Linked DNA regions of Homo sapiens: region 2 is linked to region 1. A link is a contact called in ENCODE Hi-C data. All regions are on one chromosome and are shown on one strand. Each heading gives the region's core, a stretch centred on a gene start or an enhancer-like site at or near the end of the contact. The rest is flanking DNA. Distances are from core to core; before and after follow the strand shown.

Region 1 (4,160 bases), core at 1,477-3,976:
CATATAGTACTCATAAGGGCCCTTCCAACTCCAAGATATTGTGTCCTTTTTTTTTTTCACTCTTGTTGCCCAGACTGGAGTGCAATGGCGCGATCTCGGCTCACCACAACCTCCACCTCCCGGGTTCAAGCGATTCTCCTGCCTCAGCCTCCCGAGTAGCTGGGATTACAGGCATGCACCAACACGCCCGGCTAATTTTGTATTTTTAGTAGAGACGGGGTTTCTCCATGTTGATCAGGTTGGTCTCGAACTCCCGACCTCAGGTGATCCACCCTCCTCGGCCTCCCAAAGTGTTGGGGTTACAGGCGTGAGCCACCGCGCCCGGCCATATTGTCCTTCAAGCAAAAAAGACACAGGTTTGCTTCCCCCTTCCCCTCATTTCCTACTTAACAATGAAGACTCCAATGTATTATGAAGTCTTATTAACAAAAGCATGCTTCCATTGGAAAGAATGTAATGTTTTCCCAACTCACAAAACTTCCACCTAAAAAACCGGAACTAAGCCTCTTAAGACTAAAACAGCTTTGGAGAAATTCCCAAAGGCTTCCTTTTTTATTTTGCATGTTTACATCCTAAAATACATTTCAGCTTTTCCTAACTTAATACTAAAATATGCCCTCAACACCATGAGTTCAGGGGCATATCCAGCACACATTTTCTAAGTAAACACTGAAAGCATGCCCTTTCTGCCCCTGTGAATACAAAGATGACTTGGTTGTTCTGGGCCACTGCTGTCACTCCTTCCCAGCATTAAACACATGCTCATAACAAGATAAACCATCCCCACTCAAACCAAAGTGGGCAAAGATATATTCACATAAAAGCCATCAAGATGATTTTCCTTTCGGTAGAAAATCCTTTATTGCTCAATCAAGTTTAGAGTATTGATTGGTTTCTAATCACCACCGTGTACAAAATAAATATAAATAGGAAGCACTGCAAAATATCTAGAGTCCTTTTAAACAAGAATATACCAAAACCCAATTGAAATGCCTTTATGCCAACTGACTGATTTACAAGGTTATTCATTTGAGGGGGAAATATCAAGATCATAAACTATCTGAATACCTACTGATAAAAGCTAAATAAATTATAGTAGGTACATAAATTAGAATACTGAGTTACCATTATACCCTGAAAACCTACTGAAAAAATATATTTTTTAAAAAAAATAATTTTTAAAGAATACTATGTTACCATTATGAAGAATGTGAACACTCTACTCATGGAACTTAAGTGGAAAAAGTAAGACACATAGTAGAGTAGGTATAGTAAAAGGGAAGGATACCTACACATATTTGCTTATATGCATAAAATATCTTAGTAACACTGTTATGAGGGAGAGGAATTGGATGGCTTAGGGAAGGGGATAAGAAACTTTGATATCTTTTGAATTTTGAACCATGTGAATGTATTACCTATTCAAAAATATATATATATATGATGTGTATACATATATATATATATATATATATTTTTTTTTTTTTTTTTTTTTTTTTGAGACAGAGTTTCGCTCTTGTTGCCCAGGCTGGAGTGCAATGGCGCGATCTCGGCTCACCGCAACCTCCACCTCCCGGGTTCAAGCGATTCTCCTGCCTCAGCCTCCCGAGTAGCTGGGATTACAGGCATGCGCCGCCATGCCCCAAAAAATAAATTTTAACAATGCTTGAGAATTATAAAAATTATGGGAGGCCTACAAATACCTATTACTACATTCGATTAACTGGTTTATTATTTGTCTTTCTCACACTTTCTGCCTATAAGAATATCCAACACAAACATCACATTAAAATTAACATGTACCAAAAGAAAGGAATTCAGTGAAATGACATTGAAGGTCACTAAGCAAACTTTTTATGAGAAAACAGATATCCAAAATACTTGCTGTAAATAAATAAGTACTGCTTACTTCTAAAGGTACCTAACATTTATTACACACCAACTAGAGCCTAGTTTTTATATATTTTATCTGATCTTGGAAAGCTAAGCCTCGGAATGGCTCACTGCTTCTCCCAAGGTCACCAGAGCTGTAAACTGTGGCGCTGGAATTTAAATCTAGAGGCTTGCCCTGAACTAAGGTCCCTAATCTTTTTCCATAGCTTTTAAGGACACAATCACCACAGTGGCAACATTAAAAATTAGGAGCTCCTTTTAAGGCTTATCTGTCTTCAGAGTTTGCTGCCCAGGTTCACCAAGAAAGCCGAAATGATCTGAGCGAAGGCCAGGAGAAAGACAAGGTACGCTGCAGCTTCCACAAACCCAGTAAGGACCTGGGCCCTCTAGACACTCACCGGAGAATTAAACTCTACTGAGCTGAACGCCTTCTCCCGAAATCTGACCTCACCCAGGGAGATATAAATCAAAACAGCATTAGGATGATAATATCTTTCCCGCCAAGCAAAATGAAGCCGGCGTTTTCCAAGAACACACGCACTGTGCACATGAAGCACAGTCTATTGTTCCTGGGTCACCAGGACTCGGAGACGGAAGGCAAACCCAGTACTGCAGAGGCCCACGTGGAAACAAGCCAGGAAGAGCATTTCACTGCCTTCTCCCAACCTCCACACAGCCGAAATTAATCTCCTTGCGACTCACACACACTCCTATGCCGACTTGAAATAAAGGCCTGCCACCTGGGTATATAACTCAAATGGAAGAGAAATTCAAAACAATTAGAGAGCAAAATTAAGCGCACACTCACCAGCCCACCAAAACGGAGAGGGAAAGAAAGTGGAGAGACAGGAAGTCGCCTTGGGAAGTGTCTTCAGAACCTGATTGGCTAATGAGTTCAAGAGGATTCCCTCCTCCTTTACCTTAAAAGGTGCTGAAATGACGTAACCCACTCCACCCCTCTTTATGGACCAGTGATGCTTCTTGCACTATTTTTGGAGTGAACTTCTTAAACCGAGTTTCCTTTTGAGTTAATGTACTTAGGCAAAAACAGGCTAATTTAAGCTATTTATACACGTTGTTGTTTGCGTGGGCCTACTGCATTCTATTCTAAAGAATTTTCATCCCTTAAGGGTAATTTCTTATCCTTTGTGACCTCAACATGCTTAACTTATGCTAGGCAACAGATTCCATTATAAACAGTCTAGATCGATTCAAGTTAAAATTTACCTTCATTTTTTCCCCCCAGATCCAAAGCTGGCCTGATAAAATTTACCTTCAGGTAATCTTTGAACTAACAGGCTTAGTAGATAAAAGGTAGGTGGGTTAAGTGTTTTAGGCTTCAAATAAAATTTAGCTGATTTTGAATCTGAACCTTGCCACTTATTTGCACACATCTAAGCCTCAGTTCCAACTATAAAAAGAGGGAAAAAAGATGAAATCTTCCTACTCTGATGGTTATGAGGATTAAGTAAAATAATTTATATAATGTACTCAGTACAATGCCCGGTACACAGTACTCAACAATGTTAGCTGTTATTATTGTTATTACATATTTCTTGTTAGATTTATATTCCCAAGTAGACTATAAACAACTGGAGATCAAAGTGTACGTTTTACACATCTCCAGACAAAAACAATGACTTTCAATGCTGAGGACATAATTGATTAATCAATTATTTTGACTCCTCACATCGCCCTCCAGTTAAAGTATAGGTTCTTACTCTGTTAAATTTTTTTTTTTTTTGAAACAGGGTCTCACTTCGTGTCCCAGGCTGGAGTGCAGTGGTGAAATCTCGACTCACTGTAGCCTTGACCTCCCAGGTTCAAGCGATCTCCTGCCTCAGTAAGTAGCTGGGACTACAGGCGTGCACCATCACACCCAGCTAATTTTTGTATTTTTTTGTAGAGATGGGGTTTCGCCATGTTGCCCAAGCTGAAAGATTTCTTTTTAAGCCATAATTAGAGGACTCCCCGGCACAATATTCATCATTATTCTTAATAAATACTATTATAGTAATAGGGAATATATATACAAGTATGTGTTATATGTACAAATATACATGTAATGTGCAAATGTTTGAAGTATAAAGATTCAAGTTATATGGAGAAATGATACAACTCTAACTCATAGTAGTTCTCATTTTTTAATCATTTCATCCTATCCACCCTGCTTCCACCTTACTAGAAATTACCTATTCCAATCCACTTTAGAGTTTACCTGCCCCAAATTTCCCAACATTTAGCATCAAATGCTAATTTGTTATTTC
Region 2 (4,283 bases), core at 219-2,718, 2.7 Mb after region 1:
AACAGAATGAAGTGAAAATAGGGCTCCTATAACAGGAGGTTCTGCTCTGCGAGCCTGTTTTTCTCTAATTCATATACTTTTTTCTGTGACTCTTAGAAATGAGAAGCTTTCCATTCTAAAAATGCAACATGATAACCAAAAGGCATTTCTTATCCCTTCTATTATTTGCCTTTGCATCCTCTTGGCTCCCCATCACCATCACCATGAACAGTTTTTGAGAATTACACTTGACTGGATTTTTTTCCTGATACTTTGCCAGCTGTGGAGCTTTTCGAATATTCCAACCAATAAACGACCATTTTGTCAAAAAGCCAAGAAAGAACTTCCCTTCTGAACACACCAACCAAACCACACATAAAGGCCAAAATATACACAGCTGTACACTTAAGAACGTGAGACAATAAAAAGCAAAACCACTTAGGCAAAACAGTCACTGAAGGCTTTGAACCACAGATTCAATAAATTGCCTACTCTCATTTGCCACATGGACTATATACTCCTTGGCAATTATTTAATTATTCATTATTCTGATCCTTTAGGAGCAGAAAAATATAGTAAATGCACATAGAAAGTGCCTAAGTATGCTAAGCATAGGATTTCTTCTAAGCTCTGCTTTGCACACAAAATATTTTGATCACATTTGGGAAGACAACGGAAAAAAATTCACATCCTAGGGGATACTTTGCACACATAAAACCAGATATATTTATCACTTTTGAAAATAAAATCTGATATGGCACATATACACACATATTGTACATATACACAAATAACCCCAAGTTATAACTTTACAAATTTGTTTCAAGAAACACACACACACACACACAAATGTTCTAATGAAAATGTGTGTGAAAGACACACTGTAATTAAGGTCTTTCCCCCTTCCCTAGGGAAATGAATGTCTCCATTATAATATCCCAATATTAACTTATTGGCCTTGGACAAGTGCCACATCCCAGCCACTTGGTTTTGGTTCTGGGGGGGTGGGTGTGTAAAAAGCACGCAAACGGCTTTATGAGGGAGCCTCAAATCTCTCTGCTTCCTTCGATGTTGCCTGTGGCAGAAATTTACATTATCCCTTCAGCCCGCTTAAAAAATTCTGTACTTCCCAAGCGGCTAAATTTTTAAAGTCCCTCAACCACAAAAATCTACCAGTTCTTAAAATGTGATTTAAAAAAAAGAAAAAAAAACTATAAATTTGGCCGGAAACGGTTGTACACGGCCATCCTGCTTCTCAACTTCTTGGTATATTTAAAACCTTGACCAGGAAAAAGAAAGAGGAAGAGAGACAGAAAAAGAAATGGGGGAAAGAGCAAATTCCCCTTAGCAACAGTTTCCTCACCCCAACACTGCTACAGATCTCTATTTTTAAAAAATTTGAAAACACACACAAGATTAAGGAGGAAAAAAAATGGAAAAAGGATACCCGAAGGTCGTATGGCTCTTTGTATTCGTGTGTGTGCAAAAAGGAGGACTCGCGGAGCCCGAGCCGGCAAGCCCCGCCCCTCCCCGGACGCCCTCCCGGATTGGCCGTCCGCGGCCGCGGGGCGCCCCGCCCGCAAGCACACGCGCCGCGCCCGAGGCGCCAACCCCGGAGTTGGGGGCGGGGGGGGCCCTGAGGGCCGCCGGACCCCCGACCCCCAACCTCGCCTGGACCTTGGCAGACCCCTTTCCCACCTCTCTCCCTTTCACTTTCTCACCGTCCTGTCACCCTTTCCCATCTTTTTTTCTCAGTGAAACAAGGCCCAGTCACCAGCATAACAATCCAGTGAGCGACCTCCGGACACTTTGTTAAATTGAGTGAACTAGTCAGTAACATTCTAGACTGCAATTAAACATCAGGGACTTGGTGCGTGGGCCCTACTCCGGTTTCCAGGTGAAATGTCTCTGGGTCACGTGTGTTGCTTAACACCCCCACGTTTAAATGAACATTCACGTATGGAACATCTTTCTGAAGTCTTACACTTCAGCCCGAGCTCCCAGTTTATCTACCTGGCTCAGACCACATTCTCAAAACTAAAGTGGCTCCTCTTTATTTCCAGGAAGACAGCTGGTATACCTGGATTTTAAGCCACCCATAATCTGGTCCCACCCACCTATTTGTTATTTATTTATTTATTTAGACAGAGTCTCGCTCTGTCACCCAGGCTGGAGTGCAGTGGTATGATCTTCGCTCACTGTAAACTCCGCCCCTCCGCCCCCACCCCCACCCCCACCCCCACCCCGCCCAAGCGATTCTCCTGCCTCAGCCTCCCAAGAAGCTGGGACTACAGGCGTGCGCCACTGCACCCAGCTAATTTTTTTTGTTTTTGGTAGAGACAGGGTTTCGCCATGTTGGCCAGGCTGGTCCTGAACTCCTGACTTGAGGTGATGTGCCCACCCTGCCTTTTTTTTTTTTTTTTCAGTGATGTGATCTCGGCTCACTGCAACCCCCACCTCCGAGGCTCAAGCGATTCTCCTGCCTCAGCCTCCCGAGTAGCTGGGATTACGGATATATGCCACCACGCCCGGCTATTTTTTTTTTTTAAGTAGTGACGGGGTTTCACCATGTTGGCCAGGCTGGTTTTGAGCTCTTGACCTCAAGTTATCCTCCCGCCTTGGCCTCCCAAAGTGCTGGGATTACAGGCGTGAGCCACCGCGCCTGGGCACATATTTGTTCTTAGTTCCCTCTACGCTCGTCTTATCAATCTTGTATTATTCCTTTACTCAAGTGGCTTTTTTTTTTTTTTTTGGCCTGAATTATGCGTCTCCCCTTCCCTGACTGGTCAATTTTTATCCATTCTCTTTCAGCACAGACTGCTTACTTCCTTCTCTCCGCTCCCATCAACATGAATTTCATGTGTACTCCAGTTAGCGGCACGTAACTCTACCTTGATTCACATATTTTAGTAATTTCACTCCAGTAAACTGTTTGAGGTCAGTGATCATATCTTAAAATTGTTTTTCCATCCAGGAACTGTTTGATTCTTACTGCAGTAGCTGGCATAATTGTAGATATTTAGTAAACACTGACCAAAAAAATCATTTATTTATTTATATTTATTTTTGAGCTGGAGTCTCGCTCTGTCGCCCAGGCTGGAGTGCAGTGGCCCGATCTCGGCTCACTGCAAGCTCCACCTCCCAGGTTCACGCCATTCTCCTGCCCCAGCCTCCCGAGTAGCTGGGACTACAGGCGCCCGCCACCAAGTCTGGCTAATTTTTTGTATTTTTAGTAGAGACGGGGTTTCACCGTGTTAGTCAGGATGGTCTGGATCTCTTGACCTCGTGATCCACCAGCCTCAGCCTCCCAAAGTGCTGGGATTACAGGCGTGAGCCACCATGCCGGGCCAAAAATCATTTATGATCAAATAAGTGAATTTCTTTTCTAGCTAAAACACAGATTCTGAAACTCACATCTCACAAGAATTTCCCTTCTATAGTAAGTAGCAATTTGTGAACACTTATTGTGCAGGAAGTAACTGTTCTGAACACTTTATGTGCATCAATTTAGGTATTATTATTATTATTTTTTTTTTTTATTTTTTATTTTTCGAGACAGAGTCTTTCTCTGTCGTCCAGGCAGGCGGATCACGAGGTCAGGAGTTCGAGACCAGACTGACCAACATGGTGAAACCCCGTCTCTGCTAAAAATACAAAAAGTTAGCTGGGCATCGTAATGCGCACCTGTAGTCCCAGCTACTTGGGAGGCTGAGGTAGGAGAATTGCTTGAACCCAGGAGGCAGAGGTTGCAGTGAGCCAAGATTGCGCCACTGCACTCCAGGCTGGAGGACAGAGCGAGACTCCATCTCAAAAAATAATAATAATAAAATAATAAGGCCGGGTGTGGTGGCTCACGCCTGTAATCCCAGCACTTTGGGAGGATGAGGCAGGCAAATCACCTGAGGTCAGGAGTTCAAGACCAGCCTGGCCAACATGGTGAAACCCCGTCTCTACTAAAAATACAAAAATTGGCTGGGCTTGGTGGCGCACGCCTGTAATCCCAGCTACTTGGGACGTTGAGGCAGGAGAATCCCTTTAACCTGGGAGGCAGAAGTTGCAGTGAGCTGAGATCGTGCCACTTAAAAATAAATTTTTTTTGGCCGGGCGCAGTGGCTCATGTCTGTAATTCCAGTACTTTGGGAGACCGAAGCGGCACGGCAGATCCCTTGAGCTCAGGAGTTGGAAACCAGCCTGGGCAACATAGTGAAACCCCTGTCTCTCCTAAAAATACACAAATTAGCTGGGTGTAGTGGTGCATGCCTGTAGTCCCAGCTACTCCGGAGGCTGAGGCACATTAATCACTT

The links. Hi-C counts contacts between places; a loop is a spot of excess contacts on that map. Pooled maps may share reads with other maps.
Region 2: a pooled map shows a loop between it and region 1 (4-fold over the local background). The contact joins the promoter of C14orf93 here to the promoter of CCNB1IP1 in region 1. A Hi-C loop is called at or near these places in 1 of 168 maps with a recorded cell type or tissue (HepG2), 1 of 37 single-sample maps with no recorded cell type and 2 of 50 pooled maps.

Annotation. Positions count from the first base shown.
Region 1 is chr14:20,330,553-20,334,712 of GRCh38, forward strand. It overlaps CCNB1IP1 (cyclin B1 interacting protein 1), which reads right to left and starts at 2,727. Exons shown (of 7, transcript NM_021178.5): 1 at 2,702-2,727. RefSeq lists an enhancer at 2,497-2,806.
Region 2 is chr14:23,008,675-23,012,957 of GRCh38, forward strand. It overlaps C14orf93 (chromosome 14 open reading frame 93), which reads right to left and starts at 1,469. Exons shown (of 7, transcript NM_021944.4): 1 at 1,427-1,469. It overlaps LOC124903286 (a long non-coding RNA gene), which reads left to right. Exons shown (of 2, transcript XR_007064075.1): 2 at 1-310. RefSeq lists a silencer at 1,458-1,807.